Linked DNA regions of Homo sapiens: region 2 is linked to region 1. Evidence: chromatin loops called from intact Hi-C (ENCODE). Cell type or tissue: mammary epithelial cell. All regions are shown on one strand. Each heading gives the region's core, and the rest is flanking DNA. Links, peaks and the distances in the headings are about the cores only.

Evidence for each region. Hi-C counts contacts between places; a loop is a spot of excess contacts. Peaks named below come from ENCODE experiments on the same cell type or tissue, not always from the same donor. Only the 100,000 strongest peaks of a DNase experiment are listed, where the experiment ranks them.
Region 2: it touches region 1 in a loop (1.8-fold over the local background); 1 of 110 quality-filtered maps calls a loop at or near these places.

Annotation. Positions count from the first base shown.
Region 1 is chr3:27,223,344-27,227,744 of GRCh38, forward strand. The region is part of intron 23 of NEK10 (NIMA related kinase 10); the gene reads right to left. Among named protein-coding and RNA genes, the nearest start is that of NEK10, 140 kb to the right of the region's middle. In mammary epithelial cell, for the core only: no CTCF peak of the experiment used is centred there; no DNase peak of the experiment used is centred there.
Region 2 is chr3:27,165,031-27,169,431 of GRCh38, forward strand. The region is part of intron 29 of NEK10 (NIMA related kinase 10); the gene reads right to left. Among named protein-coding and RNA genes, the nearest start is that of NEK10, 200 kb to the right of the region's middle. In mammary epithelial cell, for the core only: no CTCF peak of the experiment used is centred there; a DNase peak (open chromatin) is centred at 2,031.

The sequences.
Region 1 (4,401 bases), core at 146-4,145:
CAGTTCTACCTACCATTGCTTGTCATGATCCCCCTGTACCCCAGCCCTTACCACTCCCCTGAAACCTCTCTGGATAACCATTGTCCATCTGCACATCCAAGGGATACTCTTCCATCCTTTACATGGACGCATATGAAATCACCATATAAAAACAATTCTCAATACCTGGCTGCTCTGTAATACTACTGAGCTTAGAAAAGCATTGCGTTCCTCCTTGGGAACTTTCTCACATCGTGTCTGACACTACTTTCTTCTAGTTTTTTTTCTTTTGAACTTCCTGTCTGCCTACTCCTTGTAAGTCACCCCAACCTTCCTGTCTCTGTGTTTGCCTCTTAAGCATTGTGGCTCCTCAAGGTTTTATTCATCACTTGTCTATTTCACAGCAAGTTTCACACAGATGCTGATGACCCTATGTCTCCTTACCAGCCAGAAACACTCCCCTGAGGCTCCAGAAACATATTTGGGTTGCTTATTGGACATAACAGTCTTACCATCTCAAAAGCAATTCAAACTCAACATACTCAAAACTAAATTAATCACTTCCTTTTCTCTGCAAATTCTATCCATGTCTTCTCTAATCATCAGGAAGTTTTGTGGGTTGGATTGTGTCCCCTGAAAAGATATGTTGAAGTCCTAACTCACAGTACCTGTGAATGTGATCTTGTTTGGAAAGAGGATCTTTGCAGAGGTAATCAAGTTAAGATGAGGTCATACTGCATAAGGGTGGGCCCTAATCCAATATGACTACTGTACTGAGAAAACAGACACACAGGCATAGACACACAGAGAATGCCAGGTGAGGCAGAGACAAGAGTGATGTCTCTTGTCAAGTATTTCCCTTCCCAGATCTGTCCTGTCCCAACTGCCTCCCCGGCTTTTGGTAGCCTGTTCAATGGACAGTCCCATTTCTTAACACTTTCAGCTGTCTGGCTTCTTAGGGTGAGGGCTGGCTTCCAGCATGAGTTCCCTCATGGCAGTCTGGTGAGAGCTGTAGCAGCTTCTGTACCCAGGCCCCTGCCAACTGCTCTACAAGAGGTGCTGGCTGCATACTCCCGCCCCCACAACACTTCCAGTGGGGTTGAGTAACCAAAAGAATCTGGAGGTTAAATAAGGCCTATGGGCAAACTTTCATCAATGAGAGACAGGAAATGAATTATTCTTCCTTCCCTCCCACAATCGACTCTTCTAATGCACAGAAGTCCCATAAGATCTGTCCAGAGACATCTCCCATGACCAAGTAAATGCTGCTTCTTAATAAAGCTGTGACAAGCTCAGTAACAGTACATTGTATTTGCTGTCCTTCCTTCCCTTCTTTGTTTCTTGTTTTTTTCCTTACTCTCACTACCCTGGGATTACTACCTCTCCTCTCCAATAAAAAGCTCACATGTAAGCTCCGTTTTCTATGGAACCCGGGCTAAGATAGCAAGTTGCTTAAACATCATTTTTTCTCTTCTAAAAATAGAGATAATGATGGCTCTTCTCATAGGACCACCAAAAGTATTATATTAGACAATATCTGAAAAGCACAGTAACTTGAAATAGTTAGTGCTCACAAAATGTCACTTGTTACTATTAATTATAACTACATGAAGATCCAGAGCTATTTTTGCATTCTTCTCCCACTGTGTTAGTCCAGGTTCTCTAGAAGGACAGAGATAATGGAATCGATATGTATATAAAGGGGAGTTTATTAAGTGTTAACTTACACAATTGCAAGGTCCCACAATAGGCAGTCTGCAGGCTGAGGAGCAAGGAGAGTCAGTCGGAGTTCCAAAACTAAAGAACTTGGAGTCCAGTGTTCAAGGGCAGGAAGCATCCAGCATGGGAGAAAGATGAAGGCTGGGAGGTTAGGCCAGTCTCTCTTTCCACACTTTTCTGCCTGCTTATATTCTGGCCATGCTGGCAGCTGATTAGATGGTGCCCACCAAGATTAAGGGTGGGTCTACCTTTCCCAGCCCACTGACTCAAATGTTAATCTCCTTTGGCAACATCCTCACAGACACAACCAGGATCAATACTTTGTATCCTTCAATCCAATCAAGTTGACACTCAGTATTAACCATCACACCCACTTTGTTACAGGAAGAAGAAACTGGAGAATGTGCACATAATGTCCCCTCTTTTCTTTAATCCTTATTGTGCTACATTAAAAACCATTACCACTGTACCTTGTGCTATAGAAGCATTAAAGTTCATTTACACAGGAAAACACTTATTAAAGGCTGTTAGGAAGCTTACAAAGTCCCTGGAGTACCCAGCAGTCAGGCTTGAAGGCCATACGGGGAGGGACAAAGCTTTAGCCAACATTGTATTGGGTCAGGCACAACTTGTACCACTGACAGTGGAAAGTAGACCCAATCCTGCCATCTTCCAACACCACCCTTTCCCCTGGCCCAAACTGGACTCTAGCCAATACATACTTTCTCCCATTTCTCACTTGCAAATCCAAGTCTTGCTGACGTAATCTGATTGATGGAGTCTAAGTCACATGGTTGTGTTTCAGCTGCAAGGAGGCTAAGATTACACATTTTTCTGTTGACTTGCTTAAGGAAAAGATATTCATAAGGTAGGAAGTCCCCCCCAGATATAGGAAATGAGTTCATAAGATTAACTGACCAGCCAGAAAATATGACAAATGTACACTGTATGTCTACTTGAAGAAATGTCCCAAACCAAATAAAATACGGTTACAATATTTTTTTTTTTGAGACGGAGTCTCGCTCTGTTGCCCAGGCTGGAGTGCAGTGGCATGATCTTGGCTCACTGCAAGCTCTGCCTCCTGGGTTCACATCATTCTCCTGCCTCAGCCTCCGGAGTAGCTAGGACTACAGGCGCCCGCCACTACGCCCGGCTATTTTTTTTTTTTCTTTTTTTTGTATTTTTAGTAGAGACAGGGTTTCACCGTGTTAGCCAGGATGGTCTAGATCTCCTGACCTTGTGACCTGCCTGCCTCGGCCTCCCAAAGTGCTAGGATTACAGGCGTGAGCCACCGTGCCTGGCCACAGTTTTTAAAAAAAAGAAAGAAAGAAAGAAAGACTGAAAGAGAAAGAGGAAGGTGGGAATAATCTACTTATTGAGGGAATTCTGGCAAAGTATATTCCATGTCTAGGTAGTCCATAGTGCACTAGCTATTTCTTGAGTGGACCTAACGGCTGCTGCAGAGGTCACAGTAACGCTTTCAGATGCCCTGGGCAAAGTGGGCTAAATGCTTTTTAACTCTGGGTCACCTCTTTCTAGCCCTCAGTTGACTCCAAAGAGTAATTACAACTCATAGTGAACAGAGGCAAATTCGTCTCAGGCTCAACATTAATAATTTACCATTAGTTATAAATCTTAAAAGAAAACATTCCCTGGCCAATGCACATATCTAATATTAAGATGATAAGATTTTTATTCTTAGAAAAAAAGATATATGAAAAAATGGAAATAAAAATACTTGAAGGAGGAAAACAAACCACTTCTATCAACTATATCCTTATCAGTTATACCACAAAATAATCTTATTATCAAACACACAATCCTAAAATTACAGGTTATTTCCCCTCCTGTATTACATATGTATAGAATAACTAACCAAGGATTTTTAATTCTTTCTTCAAAGTGTATATCCTACCTCCCATTTCTTTTTATTCTCATTGCCAACAAGTCCAAATCAGCCCACCCCTAAATTATTACAAAAGCCTTACTCCCTTAAGTGCTTTCATTCATTTATTCATTCATTCATTTATTCATTGAACAAGCATTTTCTGAGCACTTGCTATGTACCAAGTCCTCTTTTTCATGGATTATTTTTCTAATGGGAAAAATGACAGAATGCTAGTAAATTGGTAGAAGCAAACTAATGGAGGTGTAGAAATTGATACATGACAGAGAATTGCTGGAGTGATGCCCTTGAGGAAATGGACAGACAGGAGGAGGGGTGGCCTTCACCAGGACCATGGAAGCAGAGTCGCATGAGAAAAGGTCGGTTACAGGAACACAGGTATGGGTAAGGGGAAAGACATGGAAGCAGGAGCTTGTGGAAGTTCTCTTCCATAGCTCCCAGCTTCTCCGCGAAGTAGGGAGCAGGCTCATTAGCATAAAGGTTAGAGTCAAAACTTCTTCCTCCTGCCAAATCCTCCTAATCCAAACATTAATTATAGTCAAACACCTCCTCCTCAGACATCGGGCACATATTGACTTCCCATTTCACGGACCTCCTGCAGCCCCTTCAACTCCTGTGACCTTCCCAGGCTTGCTCTGCTGTTCCCTACTGACATGGTGGCTGAAGGGGTACAGGATAAACCCTTGATTCCATCATAACACACATTGTATGTCAGCAATTCAACGGCATAAAACTTGAAAGTAAATATCACTAAGTAGGTGATACCCATAACCAAGGAAACATTTATTTTATTCATA
Region 2 (4,401 bases), core at 270-4,269, 58 kb before region 1:
TTAATAAACTTTAGGGAATCTTCAAAAAGAACAATTACACATTCATTCATTCATTCAAGAAATATTTATTAAATGCCCACGATGTGTAGCCACCATGCTAGACACTGGAGATGGGATGGTGAAAATAAATAGTTTCCACAGTCTTAGAATTTACAAGATTGCATAGAGATAGCAGAAAATAAAATGTCAATTTCTCTGGAAATTATATCACTAACCGCAAGAAAATATAGTCATCTGAAATTTCAAAATAGAACAGACTCATTGTCACCAGAAGTGACAGCTTTTAACTATGCAATTGTTGGGTTCACAGATGGACAAATGGTTGAAATTATGCAGAGCCTGGGGGAAGTCTGCCTCTAGATTGAACCACATTGAATGTTTATGCCCAATAGAGCATTACGGCTACAGAGGGTGGTGTTCCCATCGTATCACAAGCTGGAAAATATACCAAAGTGGTTTCACACAGAGAACATTCCAGAAATAGTTTCTGGTGAAGAGGCTTAACATATTACTGTTTGTGTTCTCTGAAAATTTTGAAATGGGCATTGACCAACAGCACTTCAGGCCAATGGAAGAATTTCAGAAAAATAGAAGGCTGAAAGAATTCTAAAAGGCCATCCCTTCCAGCTCTCTTCAGACCTAGTGTGACCTCATCTGGAATTAATAAGGCAAAAGAGAAACTGAAGTGCTGAAAATGAGTGTTAGCCTACAATTTCCACCCCAAAACACTAACAGATAAAGTGAATAATCTAGGAATTAGCATCGTAATTTTTTAAATAGACTTTTCGCTGAATTAAGTCAAGAGCACGGTGAATTATTTGGATAATAATTTTGCCAGCAGAGTCCTGGCCAAGAAGAAGATGAAGCCCTAGAATATCATCTCTCATAAGAATTCCTTGAAATATGTATCTGAACAAAGAAAACATTTTCAAATACATTATAAGTGTATTCCATCATTTAATTCAATTGTGAAAAGTATCAATGCTATTTGATATTGATAAAAATAATTAAACCTTATGAAATGAGAGGTTTGGCTTACAATAGTAAGGTAATGCCTTCCGAAACTACTGCAGCCACACCATGTGAGCTAATGAGCATTTTATAGCTGAAGCTCTCTTTCAGGCAGTGACATTCATAAATATGTCCTGTGTGAATAAGCAACATTATGTAGCTTTGAGCTCTCCTATTTATCTATAATGTTAATAGAGTTGGTATCATGACAACAAAGTAGTATAATGCTCCTGTGGCTATCCCCTCCTACTCCAATAACAGCTAGAAACAAATGAGCAATAAACCAGGAAAGTATAGAACTATTACAGAAAAGAAACAAAGTGGTCTTACTATGTGTTTTTTTGTTTGTTTGTTTGTTTGTTTGTTTTAAGGCTGTTGGAGTGAGACATTAGCAGATGGGCCAGGTTGATTCTAGCAAGGAGTAATCATGCAGTATTTATTCAACCAAAGTAAAACCAGATACAGATTATGAAAAAGATGGAGGGAGAAGAGCTATAAGTAAAAATAAGCAAGACTTCCGCTTTTAAGAGGCAAGATCCACAGGTCCTGAAAATACACGAGGTCTTTCCAGTCACAAATATGAAGCTGAATTGTCACAAACATCCACAATCATCTTCACATATAAAGACTTAGAAAGGCCTGGCACGGTGGCTTATGCCTGCAATCCTACCACTTTGGGAGGCCCAGGGGGGTGGATCACCTGAAGTCAAGAGTTCGAGACCAGCCTGGTCAACATGGTGAAACCCCATCTCTACTAAAAATACAAAAATTAGCTGGGTGTGGTGGCAGGAGCCTATAATCCCAGCTACTAGGGAGGCTGGGGCAGGAGAACCGCTGGAACCCAGCAGGCCGAGGTTGCAGTGAGCTGAGATGGCACCACTGCACTCCAGCCTGGGTGAAAGAGCAAAATTCTGTCTCAAAAAAAAAAAGATTTAGACTTAGGAGCACACTGCCAAATACAATTATGCATACACTGATGAATCAAAAAAGTTGTGAACCACAGGCATCTCTGATACCACAAACATCCAGTGTCTCAAACCAGCCTGCCAACTATACCCTGTTGCCTTGGTGACAGAAGGCAAGCAGACGTGGAGAAATCTGGTTGCCGGAGCAACAGGATCCTTTAAAAAAAAAAAAATGTGCCTTAAGCTGTGGCTATGGCAAAGGCTGTCAGTAGGCAAGATTTCAGTCCTTGGTAATGAGATAAAGAATTTACACTGAGATAACAGTCACAGTCATTCATCTATTAATTAACAAGTATCTGTAGGTTGGTACCTATGTGCAATACACTGTGCCCTGGAGAATGCAAAGATGAATTAGGCATAGTTTGGCGCAGGCCTGGCACACAGTAATAAATATCCATCAATTAAACAAATGAATGAAGGTTCTTAAGATGGTCGTAAAACAATGACTAAATTTTACTAGGACCTGAGAATATGTGACAAAGAGGCTGAAGCCCCAGTGAGCATTATCAAGTTCCACTATACAGAGTATTTTATTTATAAGTTGAAATAACATGCTATGACTTGCTGGATTAGAATCCTCAATGTGTATATACTAGGTCAGCCTATGAAACTCGCATAAAAACTGGTAAAAGTCAAGCCCATTCTTAATGCCTTCCTAGCAAATAGTAATAGATATAAAAGATTTCATATCAAGTTTGAAAATGATTAAAGTTGGAAATTTCAAAGAAATTGGGGCTTATTCCTCTCTTGATCTTGCCATTAACTATATTCCTTAAAAAAAGTTTTATCAACTGATGATGGCTTGGATTCCGAGGTGCCTTCCAGTTCTAATATTATTCTCCAGCCTTGAGACTTCAAAACTTTTCTGAGCAGGCAGGGGCTATCCCTCCTAGTTCCATTTGCTCATGTTGTATCCATTTGTCTGGCTCATTTGCCCAAAAGCATATCCTAAGTTATTAGGGAGTTACGTTAGTTTTTCCGCAAGCAATTGGTTTAAATCTGGCTCCTGATATCTGATATCTGACCAAAGTTATGAGTTTATGCTTAAGCTTTCTCTTGGTACTATTAATATTTAGCCAGGGCCACGTCTGACTTCTATATTTTGGAGGCTGTGGTCAGAACAGGTATGTACTTCCCTGTGACTTCTCTCATTGGGCCTTTTTAAAGAGTCAGTAAGGGTCCCCAAGTGGGAGAGCTGCCTAGGGTCTCCTTGAAATTGTTATACCATTTTATACATGGCACAGAATAGGAAAAAAAAAAAAGAAAAAGAAAACCCTCTACAGGCTTGATTTTCAATTTATTTTTATTCTATTATGTAGCTTTGCTATCTTCTTTTATATTCAAACTTCTTATTTAGCTTCTAAATATTTTGCAGGATGGGTTCACATTTCACATTAATAAACAAAGAAACCCAGGAAAATCCTAAACAAATTAGACTGCAAATAACTTTAGCTCTATTTAACGTTCTTTAAAGAATTATAAATACATTTTGGGATTGTCTCCTTTTAATTCAGAGAAGCCCCAGGGATTACCTGGGAGGGAGTCAAAAGTTATTAATTTTCTCTCCTCTTATTTGGCATAAATCAAAGGCTGTCTTTTATCATTTATTTTCTTCTGAAGTCGGCCCTTGTCTTCCCATTTTGCTGTGAGCTCCCTGAAGGAAGACAGCTTGTCTTAAACAAACCTGTGTTCCCTGGTGGCATGTCACGCTGTATTACCACATTTCATGGCACAATTTTACAAATGTTGCTTTAGGTCAGGTCCTGTTCACCTTGGAACATACTTTCCAAAACATCAACTTCAATGTATGGGCCACTTTCCATATCCATCTGTTGACTTGGTCATAACCCCAAGTTAAAGCTTGTTCTATACCCCTGTTTCAATGATCTTCAGATTAAACCTTGCCTTTCTGCTGATTCTAGCTTATCCAATTTGTTATAAAGTATTTAGTTAATGACTAGCTTTTTAAAAGCCATCTCAAGCTCTAAAAGATATAGACCATATGGGGTTTTTGTTTGGTTTTGAAGGGGTGGACATCAACCGGATTTGTGCAAATAAGACAATTTTCCATGGATCCTTTAAAAAAATAGTAGAATTATTTTTGACAGGGCCAAGATACCTACATTCATCTGATTGGAAATTGTCATTTTAACATAAAACTCACTTAATTGGGAGTACATCATATATCATAATTTACTTTTGAACTAAAATACTTGCTTTGTTAGCAATAGAAAGTCAGTAAGTGAGGAATGAGGAATGTTGGGTACTAGCAAGCCCTAAAGATCCTTTGGAATATCTTCTAACTCAGATCTCCAGTCCCCACAAACACCCACTGTGGTTCTCTTTGGCATTTTGGAGTACTTTTCTTTCCCCTGCCCTCCCCATTACTTCTGACCATGACTCCTCTGCACTTTGGCCCACTAAA